Linked DNA regions of Homo sapiens: region 1 is linked to region 2. A link is a contact called in ENCODE Hi-C or POLR2A ChIA-PET data. All regions are on one chromosome and are shown on one strand. The core of a region is the stretch at or near the end of the contact, and the rest is flanking DNA. Distances in the headings are between cores, read along the strand shown. Region 1 holds the start of EFCAB11 (EF-hand calcium binding domain 11). Region 2 holds the start of GTF2A1 (general transcription factor IIA subunit 1).

Evidence for each region. Hi-C counts contacts between places; a loop is a spot of excess contacts on that map. ChIA-PET counts read pairs that join two places held with the same protein, here RNA polymerase II (POLR2A). Pooled maps may share reads with other maps.
Region 1: a pooled map shows a loop between it and region 2 (8-fold over the local background). The contact joins the promoter of EFCAB11 here to the promoter of GTF2A1 in region 2. A Hi-C loop is called at or near these places in 1 of 50 pooled maps. POLR2A ChIA-PET finds 5 or more read pairs at or near these places in 2 of 52 experiments (Caco-2 and naive thymus-derived CD4-positive, alpha-beta T cell).

What each region holds. Positions count from the first base shown.
Region 1 is chr14:89,950,364-89,957,013 of GRCh38, forward strand. EFCAB11 (EF-hand calcium binding domain 11) reads right to left here and starts at 4,367. Exons shown (of 6, transcript NM_145231.4): 1 at 4,223-4,367; 2 at 3,543-3,638. The coding sequence starts at 4,297. TDP1 (tyrosyl-DNA phosphodiesterase 1) reads left to right here and starts at 5,564. Exons shown (of 17, transcript NM_018319.4): 1 at 5,564-5,607; 2 at 6,215-6,437. RefSeq lists an enhancer at 4,096-4,596 and a silencer at 5,662-5,891.
Region 2 is chr14:81,217,560-81,224,472 of GRCh38, forward strand. GTF2A1 (general transcription factor IIA subunit 1) reads right to left here and starts at 3,400. Exons shown (of 9, transcript NM_015859.4): 1 at 2,930-3,400. The coding sequence starts at 2,959. It overlaps GTF2A1-AS1 (GTF2A1 antisense RNA 1), which reads left to right and starts at 3,659. Exons shown (of 2, transcript NR_135252.1): 1 at 3,659-3,966; 2 at 4,080-5,821. RefSeq lists enhancers at 1,614-2,122, 1,995-2,064, 2,105-2,194 and silencers at 2,535-2,654, 3,185-3,234, 3,265-3,564.

The sequences.
Region 1 (6,650 bases), core at 3,117-5,616, 8.7 Mb after region 2:
AAAACTTTATTCCATTGACCAAAACAGTTTAAGAACAGAAAATCAATTTGGCTGTCCCATATATAATATAATCTAACAGGCAGGCAGCCTTTCTACTTTAGACAAATACAACTGTTATAATGGGCTCTATGGCTCTATTTTTAAGATTTTTTTCCTAATTATAAAAGTATCACATGATTGATGTAGAAAGCATGAAAAATACAAAAAATTATGAAGAAAATTAAAAAATCAGCCATCCAATGAAAATCATTGTTATCATTTTAGACTAATCAGCTTTTTTCCCCTATGCATCTTTAAACATTTGAGACTTTACTGTATAGAAAATATGAGGACCTGCTTTCACTAAATGTTAAAATATAAGCCCTTTACCACACTGTTACAAGGGCTTTATAAACGTTATAGTATTAGAGCCTTCGCAGCATCTGACATAATTTCTCCACTTCTGGTCTCGAACCCTTCCCAGTATTTCCTGCATTTTCCTGGTTCCTCTTGTTCCTGCCAAATGGTTCCCACTCCCACTTCTTCAAGTCCCCTCCTACCCTTAAATGCTTGTATTCCCTAACGTTCTATCCTCAGACCATGGCTCTTCCTATTCTGCATACTCTTCCTGGGCAATGCCATCCAGCCTCGTGTTTTGAGCAACCACATGGAAACCAAGGAGCCCCAAGTCTATCTCCAGCCCTATCCCCTCCACCCAATTTCAGATTGCTACATCTCAGGGAAGCAGTAAAATCTAACGGTGGATTTTCACCACCATAACCTCAATAGCCAGCATATTATTTAACGAGTGAATGCACCTGGAATGCTCATAGCTGCCTCAAACTCAATGTGTTCCAATCGAAACTCACTGACTTCCTCTGAACCTACTCTTAAATTTTCTCTTAATTGGTGGCATTGCTATCCCTTCAGTCCCAGTGGTCATGTCACTCTTACCACCACCACATCCAATCAGTCATCAGGGCCTAACTTGTCCCACCACCCACAAAGTGTTCCTAGATACTTATCAGAGTAGTCTATCTTCTCTAGTCTAAATGACCACCCAGACTGTTATAGTTACCACTAGAATTAGGCCTTCCTTCTTTGCTCCCTTCACTTTGTTTTTCAATCTCTTCTCTTTCTTGGTATCTATCACAGTTTTATGTCTTTCTATATTAAACTCTGAACTGCTTCGAAGTAGAGACTGTGTTTCATTCATCTTTATATCACTAGCAACTAGCAAGTACTCCTTTTATTAAATAGAAACAATAAATTTCATTGTGTATGGGTGGGCACAGTAGCTTATGCCTGTAATCCCAGCACTTTGGGAGGCTGAGGTGGGCGGATCACTTGAGGTCAGGAGTTGGAGACCAGACTGGCCAACATTGGTGAAACCCCATCTCTACTAAAAACACAAAAAAAAAAAAAGAAAAAAAAGAACCGGGTATGGTCGTGTGCACCTGTAGTCCCAGCTACTCAAGAGGATGAGGCAGGAGAATTGCTTGAACCTGGAAAGTGGAGGTTGCAGTGAGCCTAGATCACGCCACTACACTCTAGCCTGGGTGACAGAGCAAGACTGCATCTCAACAAATAAATAAACTTAATTATGTAAAAAACTGCATGAATGTATAAGTGATTTATTATATAAGTATTTTATTGCTTCATGACCTGCAGTCAGTGAATATTTCATTTGCTCAAAAGCAATATTAAAAAATTAAACCCCAAACCTCAACCTAGTCTAAAAAAATCTGTTGAATTTCACAGAAATTAAGTGTCACCTGCATAATAAAAGTTCATTGTACAAATGACTAAGTTTATAGGTGACATGCTATTAGTAAATACCGTTTAGTGACCTGCGGTTACTAAATAGTTCATTTGCTTAAAAAATAAAATAGAAAACCTCACCTCAATATGAAAAGTAAAATCTGTTAAATTTCATGGAGTGTATGTACAGTATGTTACATCACTGTATCTGTCATTAAATTCCTCATTCTAAAATTGAAACCAAATAGACTCAAGGGTGATAAAGGCAAAAATGAGACAAGATACCTTTCCAGGTGAATCCAAGTTAAATACAATGCTTCACAGGCTGACTCTTTTCAGCTGACCTGCTTTGTAATTCCAACTGAAATGATTACAGGTAAACAGGAGAGCTGCCATTTCTAAGAGTCAGCCCTGACTACTTCTCTGAGCTCCATAATAAGCTTCTCAGTAACTAGGCAGCCCCTCATAGCTGAGCCACTCTGAACCCACCTGAGCTGTTCATGCAACCTACTTGGGTCAAGAGAATATATTAATACTTATTGTGCATCACAACTTCACAGTAAGTATGTTCTGTTGACACAAATAGGGCGGAGAGGCATGACATCACAGGGTCCCTGGCTTTGCTGGGCTTTCAATCTGACAGAAAGGCACAGTCCACTCATGAGGAGAACAGCTGGGCCCTAATTAACTGCCAAGCTGTCTGGTCTAATGAGAGTGAGGGATGGCATTCCAGGCTGAGCTCTGAGTGCTTCCTTTGCTTGATGGTGGCAGCTCAATTTCTTGAATCTGGACAATATCTTGACTCTGACTAATTCCAGCTTAACAAGAAGGGTGTTGTCTCTCGAATGAATGTAACAGGAAAGCAGAAAAGCATAAAGACAGGGGTGAGCAGGAAACTTGCCCTACTCAAGCAGGAGGTTCATGGAGGCTCAGCTCAACTCTCATTATTGGTGAATTGGTGCAATCTTTTCTGGAGAGCAAATATCTAACAAAATTTTAAACGTACATATTCCATGACCTAGCAGTTATACTTCTAGGAACTTATTCCACAGATATACAGCCACAAGGACATAAATGTGTGTATCATTGCAGCAATGTTGGCAGAAAAAAAAAAAAAACCCCACCTATATAACCCCAGACAGGAACCTGGCTAAAAAGAATATGCAACCATATTTTAAAATGCAGTAGTGGTGTGTGCTTTTAGGTTGATATATTGTTAAATGAGAAAAGCAAGTTAAAGTAGGCACAATATTTACCCATTTATGTTTTCAATAAAAGACTATGCATATGTATGTCATGGATAGAAAATTTCAGAATTACACAAAAAAACTGTTAATGGTAATCCCCTAGGAGTGGGACCCTCTGGTAGGCGGCGAGCGGATTTTATGCTCAACTTTATACCTTTCTGCACTGTTTTAATTTTTTGACCGTGGATGTATTTTATAAACAAAGCAACAAAAGTAAAACGAGAAAGAGACTATGTCATGTCCTATGTAAATTTCTCCTGTTACCAACACTCCCCTCTCAGTCTTCCCTCTTGGCACCTCTCTAGCATCTTGTATTTATAGTAGTTATTAGCAGCCTGGTGGTGAGATAGGCTTGTGTAGACTCCAGTGGAAAAGATTTCTACTTCATCTCTGGGCTGAGGTGTTAAGAGGAAGCTAAAATTCAGCACTGGACACATCTCTGAAATTGCTTATAAAGCAATTTATAAACATCCTAAGCTAGCCCTGTGAACTTTTCTTAGGATCCATTCACCTTTGATCGTCTACCCCATCCCCAAATATATAAGAAAGCTCTACCTTGGAGGGCTTGTACCCAAACAGCATTACAACAGCAGTTTTAAAGTCCTCTCTGCTGAGATATCCTTTGTGATCTTCATCACATGCTTTAAATACCTGAAGAACATTAAATAGCTTTAGTTAATGAGACAGAAATGGTTTATTTTTATTACTAGTTTATTATACAGTTTGGACCTCGAAAATCTAAAACTTGGCCCAGCGGTAGAGTATGAAAATAGAATTTCATTATCCCAATATTAATTCTCAAGAAATCTTAAAGATGGACTGAAATTTTCTTAAACATGGGCTGAAATTTCCCTCAAAGTGCAAACGAGTTAACCGCTAGGTGACGCAAATTAATTCATTTAGGCCACTGAGATAAATTCTACCCAAAATTCAGTCCTGGAGTTAGGAAGGTGAGGCAAAGGGGCTGGCTTTGAAAGGCGGGAGAGATGCAGACTCAAGGTTACCATTAATAGACTATATAGAGAGAAAGGAGATGGAACTTGGAGGTAGCCGTAGTCCTGGACGGGGAGCCAGGAGCCCTGCAGCTCCAGGATCAGTCATTAACCACGACCCTTTGGACAGGCAGCCCAGGTCTTATCTGCACACCCGGCAGAGTGAGACCCAGACACGGGAGAGGAAGCGAGAGGCCCAGGCCAAGCTGAAGTCCGAGGCTCAGTCGCCCTCCGGAAACCTACTTCCACCCACTTCCTGTGTTCCGAGGGACTGGCTTCCCACGTCCGCGACCTGGCTCTGGCCTCGGAGAAGAACATCGCGACTACAACAACCGAGCCCCAGCAACCCAACCAGCTACCACCGCTTTCCCAGCCTGGCTGGCAGCCTACCGCGGCCACGCCCACCGCGGCTCAGGAAGCCGAACTTCACCGCGCAACTCCGACGTCTCCTCCCATTGGACAACCTGCCAGCCACTCGCGTTAATCCCGCAGGGCTATTGGCCAGAGTCTTTGTTTAATTACGTTTCCTTGGAGCCGCCCTGGCAGTGAGGCGCCCAGGCCTGCCCCCAGCACTTGGCTCCACCCCCTGACTGTCCCTTAACTCGTTGAGCGCGGCTGGAAATCCAAGCGCTTCTAGGTGCTGGTTCAATGCCTGGTTCATGATTTATTTCATTCTCTCCCTCCATCTTGCAATAGGTTACTTTTAATCATTTAGATCTATGACACTATGCTAAACGTTATAGGAGACAAAAAGACTGTGAACAAACAAGAAGAACCAAACGAAAAGAGCCAAGTCCAGGATTCTCGTTCAGATCAGCAAGTCATTGGGATCGAGCTCCTAGGGCAGCTACTACATCTGTTATGTCCTCAAGATAATCCCAGCACCTAGCACTGTGCCTGGCACAAAGTAGATCTTCAATGAAAGAACGAAACGAGCCGTTATATTTACACAGATGTATTTCACTCAGTCCTCTGGAAGAGATGCCTAGTGTGAAAGAGATTCCAAGAATAAATACCATAAACAGCACCGAGCCCAAATCCCACAGCAAACATCCTTATTAAAGGCAAGGAACGTGGGGCGAGTTCCTTTTCTCAGAAGATTTTACGAGAACGCAACTGTTGCGAAGAAGGAACAGACATTCGAGGTTCTGAGTCCAATGGGAACTCATTTAACTTTTTATTTTGCAGCAGATTTCAAAGTCTGCACCCAGCCCCTCCCAGGACACAGGTCTCCTTGCAGCTGCCTTTAACCTAAGCGTATCCTCTCTCCACTTTAAACCAAACGCCGCTGCATGGAGCCCTGGGAGCCTGAGCCATGAGAATCCTGTAAAGAGGGTGAGTCTTGCTATTAGTTAACTAGAGCGAAGTTAGGGGACGCCTTTCTGGTTCTCCTCTCGTTTTAAGAAGTCTCCAGGAAGTAAGCCAAGAGCTAGGAGAGACCAGGTTTCCCCAGCCCCGTCCTGGGTAAACACCCGGCGGGCTTTAGGACCCAGCGGTGGGCTCTCCGGAAGGGGAAGGGGCCGGGCCTCGAGGCACAAGCCGCTGCCGCCAGGGTTTGAACTGCGCGCATGCGCGGCGGCCGCCGAAGGGGCGGGATCCGAGGCAAGCGTTGGTTCTGTGCGCCTCAGGTACGTGTTGGGCGGCAGTGGGCGCGGACTCGGTGCGGTCTCTCGCGGGCTGCGGTCGGGCCCGGGATCCTGCTCCTGGCCGAGTCGCGGTGCGCGGGCTGCTGGGGTCCGGCAGGGCTGGAGGCGGACCGCGAGGAAGCGGCGCGGCCGGGAAGATGGGGCAGGGTCGCCTCGGCCCCGGGGCCTCGGTTTCCTCCGATCACAGCGCCTCAGGGGGCGCGCACGGGCGCTGCGGAGACCTGTGTCCTGCCGGGGCGCGGCGCTAGGGGCCCCTGCTCGGGTTTTTATTCCCAGACCTAAGCTTACAGGTGCGTGGTCCCAGAAAGTGAGTAGGAAAGCGCCCACCACGTGCCAGGCGCTTAAGCTTTCTGTGCTCGGTTTCCCAGTATAGGAGGACGGTCACGGTACGTAGTATAGAGTTGTCCTGAGGGTGAAGCGAGTTTACACTTGGTGAGGCGCTTCGAATCGTGCCTGGCCGGCCCCAAATGAGCACGCAGTAAGGTTAGCAGCTGCTGCCGTCACTTCCTCACGTTCTGAATCTGCTCCGTCCCCAACGCCTTCAGCAAGAGCCCTCTCACTTCCTTTGTCTTCAACCCATTCTCCGCAGAGTTGGAGCACACAGCTGTATTAAAAAGGCAAATCGAAGGCCGGGCGCGGTGACTCACGCCTGTCATCCTAGCACTTTGGGAGGCCGAGGCGGCTGAATCACTTGAGGTTAGGAGTTTGAGATCAGCCCGGGCAACATGGTGAAACCCCGTCTCTACAAAAATAGAAAAATTAGCCGAGCGTGATGGTGGATGCCTGTAATCCTAGCTCCTCGGGAGGCTAAGGTAGGAGAATTGCTTGAACCTGGGAGGCAGAGAGGTTGGAGTGAGCCGAGATTGCGCCATTGCGCTCCAGCCTGAGCGGCAGAGCGAGACTCTGTCTCAAAAAAATAAATGTAAATCGGACTCCCCTTCTTAAAGCCCTCAGTGGGGTCCCATTGATCATTGCATAAAATCCAATTTCTTTAACAAGTCTTCTCCCCTCACCCGCTTCGGACC
Region 2 (6,913 bases), core at 2,150-4,649:
AAACCAATTTTGGGAGGATCGCTTGAGCTCAAGAGTTCAAGACCAGCCTGGGTAACATAGTGAAACCCAATCTCCACAAAAAATTAGCCAGGAGTGGTGGCACGTGCCTGTAGTCCCAGCTGCTTGGGAGGCTGAGGTGGGAGGATGGCTTGAGCCCAGGAGGGAGAGGGTGCAGTGAGCCAAGATTGCACCACTGCCCTCCAGCCTGGGTGACAGGCCCAGACCCTGTCTCAGAAAACAAACAAATACAAATGAGTTTGTCAATACAATTTACCTCAACCATTAAATACTATTTAATCCTTCTCATTACAAGAAAACCAATTCAAATATCTGGGTTCTTGCTTTACTGTTCACTCACTAACCTGCTTTATTTTGCCAAATCCGCCTCTTGAAGTTTATTCATCTGTAAAATGCACATTTCTATAGTCCCTACTTTAACATTCTAATTCTATATATAAGGAAAGTATATCTGACTATGGACATCATCTTGCCTAAAGTGACTTAACTGAATTACAAAAGTATCTCTATAAAGTGCTTTTTTTTTTTTAACCAATAATTACTCCTCGAGGCGTTAGGAGGGCAATGTATTTTAAATTGGGAGTATAAATCTCAAATTGACAATATGTATGCTTTTCAGTAAACTAGATGGTGTTTTGGCGTTTCTGAAGTCAGTTACCTCTAAAAACCTTTTGCTTGGAGATCCAGACATGTGTAGGTATAAATCTGCTTTCTTCTAGTACTCTCAACTTAATAAATCATTAAGATTTTATTTTTGTGCCTTAATGAACTCACAACTTGACCACTTAACAGCTTCATAAGCCCTATAGGTGAAGGAAGGGAAATGTGTATTCTTCACAAAATATATGCCTAACGAGTAATTTAGCAGAATTGTTCACAATTTGAAAAGCCTTCAAGATACTAATTTTTGAAAAGTATGTGGGCACATAGGAGTATTTGAAATAAGCAATTTCTAAATTATTGCTTAAAATTCTACACTAATACTTGAGGCAAAGTTTCTTTCACGAAATACAATTTAAGTTTGTCCTAATTTTTAAAAAACAGGTTATTTCAAACTTAAGAACTGGTAAATCAGAGGGCCACTAGTGGCATTATTAAGTCATTTGTTAGGTTTCCTTCAAAAATGTTAATTCCCTGATGCAATGCTGGAAAATAAATTGGAATAATTTTTATACCGGATACCCATGTTAATATCCAAGGCAATAAAGTTCTACTTAGATTTTTTTTTAATCTAGTTTGCAGTCTGTCTCTTCCCTCTACTCACGATTCTCCTACACATAAATGGTCCTATACTGAAGCTTTAGGTACTTATCTATTTCTCTGAAAAGCCTCGTGTCTTTTATATTTACTATAGGAAAACATAATGAAATATTAGGAGCTATATTTCTAACATTATTTCCTGAATACTTGAACAAAACACTACCAAAACCAAGTCCTCTGCAGCTAACATTTTCCATGTAGAAAGCAGTTTTTTAAATTCCCGAAAATAATGCACATAAGAAAAATGGCTAGACCATCTGATCTAAAACTCTTTGTTTTAAATAATTAATTTTGAAAATTGTAAACAAAAAGGGACAGCGATTCGGATATATTCCCCCTAGCAAACAAAGAAGGCAAATCCTAGCTGCTGCTGGGAACAAAACCAAAACTTGGGGCTCTGAAAGCAGCCCGCGACGGGTGCGAAATCACAGGGTGAAAAAAGGACCTAGAAATAAACTGAGCTCTGCACACGCCTGGCTCTTGCCTCGGGAGCACGCACCTCCCAGCCCCGCTCTCAGCAGCTCTCACTATTTAAAGCCGGATCTGGTGTTTAAATGGAGAGGCGGTGACGTAGGCCTGAAAAGCACCTTCCCATCCTGGCAGAGTCTATATTAGAGAGCGGCAATGGCTCTATATAAACAGGGCAGCCAAAGGGAGGAGGACCACAAGGCTCAGGGACTGAAAAGCAGGGTAAGCGGCCGCAGCCATGATGGTTAGACCCGAGTCGCCAACGGTACGGTGTCGGGCGGCCGCGGGCTGGTCTGCGGCATTTGGGACCGGGCAAAAAACGTGTTTTATTGTCATCATAAAAATAAGAGTTGGGTGGACTAGTGATCACACTGCGTTGGTGACTGAAAAGGTTATTTATGTGACTGCTTTTTGCAAACCTACGTGATCGCAAGTAACAAAAAGGGACCAACGGGAAGAAGTAGGTAAATTTCAAGGCGAAAGCGGGGACACTTGGACCACTGCAGGCTTTTTTTGTTTGTTTTGGTGCTTCTGCTAGGCGAAGATACGATGGGGGTCTTCCCCTTCGCCATTTTACCCATTCGGAAGGAACTGAGATAAGTGCTTTTCAACCAACCTTCGTCCTTTTTTTAAACATAAAATGGCCTCAGAGAAGGTTCCCAAAGCACAGCCGCCAAAAACAACCTAAGAAACCCCCAAAGTAACCATTAATCTTCCACTGCATTAAAGTGGATCACGATGGGTCTCGGGGGTTCGCCCGATTCCCCACACACAGTTTTTGTTCTGTAGCCACTCGGGGAGCCCTCGTCAAGCCAGCGCGGACGGGCCCCTCGGGGGGAAGCGGCGGCTCCCCTCCCGCCCTCCCTCCCGGCGGCCGGGTTCTGGGGCCGGGGCTGCGCGCCCGACCGGGCCCAACCGCCTCCGCGGCCCGGCCCGGCCCGCGGCGGCCCCAGGCCCCACCGGCGCCCCCGCCCTCCCCGCGCCGCGAGCCCTCGGCGCCCCCCCGCGCCCGCCGCCCGGCGCTCCGGCCCGATCCGCCCGAGGCGGGAAGCGGCGGCGGCGGCGGCCGCGCGGGCGGCTGAAGAGTCGAGGCCGGGAGTCGCCGCCGTCCCCGCCCCCGCCCGGTCCGGCCGTTGCTGCAGCCTGAACGAAGCCCCCGCCGGCCACCGAACCACGTCCTTACCACGGTGTTTGTATTTGCCGAGTTCGCCATTTCCACACACAACACAAACAAGAGGGGGCAACCCCAAGAAAACAAGATAAAAACAAAACCAAAAAAAAAAAAACTATAACACCCGGAGGGTGACCCAAATCACCGCAAGATTGGGGAAAAAATTTTAAACAAAATCAATCCTGAAGGAGTAGGGGAGAGCGGAGAGAGGAGGAGGAGGGGGGCACTCCTCCCGCAGCTGAAAACCTCGAGAATCGCCTTAAAAAAAAAAAAAAAGCCACGACCCTTCAGGGGTCCGGGGGGCGTTGCCCGCTCCCCACCCCGCGCCAAGGAGGGAAACCACCACCGGTCACCGCTCCCTGCGCCGCCGCTGCCGCCACCGGCTGCAGCTCCAGCCGTCCGGTCCGCCCGCTTCTCTCCTTTATATAGCGAGCCAACAAGCTGCGCGAGCCACCACCGCCGCCGCCGCCGCCGCCGAGAGACAGGGTGAAGGGGGAGGGAGGGGCGGAAAGGGCGGGGGCAGAGGTGGGCGGGGCTGAGCGCGAGACACCGCGAGAGCCGCGTGCGCAGGCGCGCCGGGGCGGAGGCCGCCGGCGAGCCGCGTTGTCACGCGCCGTGGCGGGTACTGGACTGGCGGAGCCCGGGGAGTGAAGTAGTGAAATCGGACCTACGCCTCTCCAACGCTCGCGTGATCACGTGGTTGGCACCCAGGCGGAAGTCTGCGGCAGTTCTTTGCGGTGAAGAACTTGCAAAGCGTTGCTGGAAAAGACGGGAGTTCTACTGACACTCCAGTCCAAAGCTAGGTGGGACCGCCTCCTGTCGCACGTTTCCGCCTGGTCCCGCGCTTTAGGAGCTAGGAAATGTGACAGAGGCGGTGCCTACTGCCTCGCTAGGAATGGCCGCGGAGGAGGACTGGTCACGTGGCGTGGCTTCCGGCCTCTGGCGCGTTCCTATTCGGGAAGGTTTTAAATGCGGAGTCATCTCTTGATTTGTCAGCGAGGCTTTGACTGTGAGCTTCGCGGCGTTCGCGCCTCACCGCCTCACCGAGGGTGGGTCTTTCGCGCGCAGAATTGTGTAGGATTTTCCAAAGGGAGTAAAAGCCGATCGGGGCCTACTTTTAACATTCCACAATTAGTAACGTCTGATTCGTTTGTTTCCACAGTGGGTACGCTGCGAAGACTAGGCTTATGTTACCCAGAGGTTAGTCCTCTACTAGGCCACGTACTTTAAATAATTTATCACGCTAGTGGAAATGCGGGGTGGAAGAAAACCCCACCAGCCTTTGGATTGTAACAGCACAGTAACTTTCCCTGGTTTTTAAAAATATTGCCAAAATACTGCGACTCCATGTGGCCAACGTATAGTGACTGATCACTTTGAAATGCATGCCCTTGACCCACCAACTCGCATGGCCTCTCGCTATAAGAGAGCAAGCCGGCTGTGTTCCATGTTCAATTCAATAAGTGCAATTCAATAAGCTTTTGACTTGTTCTGCCCAAGCAAATCCTGCCTTTATATCGACCTTGCAAGCAGAACAGAGAATGCTGTTTGGAAGGCAGAATTCATAGTACCTAGTTTTCTTGTCCCTGGGAATTTTGAGGGACTTGAAATGTCGCGTGGATGAGTGAGGGAGTTTGTCTTCCAGAGACAAAGCAAAACGAAACGTCAAAGTTCTGTGCTGGTGAAACCAGATTTGAAGAATATCAAAGGCGTCTTACCAAAGAGGAAAAAAAATGCATCTTGCCAAGACTTGAAGAAAGGGATTAGAGAAACCAGAGGCCTTGAATACTCAGAAAATGGGAGATTGTGAATGGGTGTAGAGGATATCTATGAACCTTGACATTTCTTTTCACGCCAAGTCCATTCCCCTGTTAACAGTTGCTTCCCAGTTTCCTGCACAGCTGCATGGTCTGGGACACTTAAAGAAAAAAATCACAGGAAATCAGTGTTCTTGGTATATTATATAAAGTTATGATTCTATCAACATTTGTAATTCATTTAATATTCAGGTGACAGCCCGAAAATTTACACTAAACAATACCATTCCTGTTAAGTTTTACTACATATTGAGAGGACTTCTTGTTACCTCCCTATTACATACTCCCAAACGCTTTGCACATGGAATCCCTCACCTTCCACCTAGTTTTCCCCCCTACTATTGATATTCTTGACTAAAAGGTTGAGTAGTTTCGCCATCAATTAAAGTTAAAACCACTGCAGACAGGACAGGGAAGAAAAGCTACGAGGTTTGCTCTTCACAGAATTAATCTGTGAAATAATGGATTGTAGTTACTGGATTAAAATGGCAGAAAACCTAGTCTTGGCCTCCTTAAGACCATCAGACTCCCTGGAGGCTCTGAGTTGGCTTCTCTCTTTACACCTAGATTGCAACAAGACCTAAGCACTTGGTTAATATTTACCCAGGAACTTAGATTGCTTGTGTGTCTGGCATCTAGCCATCATGGATTCCATTCCAATATATTGGTTTTCCAGTCCCTCAATAGCTGTTATATGCCTTCATTGCAACATATGTGTGCCATCCAGTTTAGTTTCGGAAAGAAATATTTTCTGTTATACCAAAATTGTAGGACTGAATACTTGGAAGCTGCAGCCCTTTAATTCACAAAACAAAATTTGTGAGAGAAAACTTCTCCCAAGTAAGATTACATTTAGCATCATATTTAAATTGTTTCTATCTGAACTTTTTATTCTTGGTCTCCTACAGCTTGAATGACGTTTCTAACTTTAACAGCTCTTTCTACTATATAAAACATTTATACAGGATTTGCTGTTTGTGATCTTACACTTTGTAGCAGCTATGTACTTAGATAGATACATAATAGTACTCTCCTTGTGATGAATGTTTATGTGTTTTTTTTAACTTCAAAATGATTTATACTGGGAGTTAAAATGTTGCGTCTTTCTTTTAATATGCAGCCTAAACACTAGATAACTGTAAAACAAGAGAAGAAAAGGGAAAAAAAATCGATGTATAAATTTTGCTACACCATCAACAAAATGACAGCAAACCTTCTGTGTCCAAACATTTAAATATTTTACTGTCCAAATGACTATTTTAGCAACAATGCCAAGAAAGAGAAGAGTCTAAAAAGATTGTGGAAATTGGCTTAAACTAAAATCTTGTGACTTCCCAGCAAACTCCATTTTCTTAAATAGTGAAGAAAGAAAAAAAACAAAACTAGTTTTGAGGCATATTTAGGCCCTAGTGCTCAGTATGTATTGGGCACTTTGTATGTATGTATGTATGTATGCTCAGTATGTATTGGGCACTTTGTATGTATGTATGCTCAGTGTGTATTGGGCACTTTGTATGTATGTATGTATGTATGCTCAGTATGTATTGGGCACTTTGGGAGGATACAGAATTGAAGAAGAAAGATGCCTTGAGCTTACTAATCATTTTTTTTCTTTCCTTCTTTTTTTTTTTTTTTTTTTTTGAGACAGACTCTTGCTCTGTCATCCAGACTGGCATGCAGTGGTGCGATCTCGGCTTACCGCAGCCTCTGCCTCGTGGGTTCAAGCTATTCTCCTGCCTCAGCTTTCCAAGTAGCTGGGATTACAGACTCACACCACCACGCCCAGCTAATTTTTGTAATTTTGGTAGAGACGGGGTTTCACCATTGTTGGCCAGGCTGGTTTCAAACTCCTGACCTCAGATGATCCACCTGCCTCGGCCTCCCAAAGTGCTGGGATTACAGGCGTAAGCCGCCGTGCCAAGCAAGTTTACCAATCTTAATGAAAGTCCCTGTTTTAAAGTGTAGTGCATAGTCATAGCATTCATTTAAGCTGTTGAAAGCATACATATTTCAGTCCTACCAAAAAAAATTATACTGCATTCAGATTTCACCTATGTTTTTGTCATTTTCAAAGAAACTGCCGATTTTCACATGCACAAATTTTTGATGGTGGCTATAAGAAATTGCTGACCATACAAATTAGTTCTATACATGTGATGAAGAGATTTTTTAAAATCTT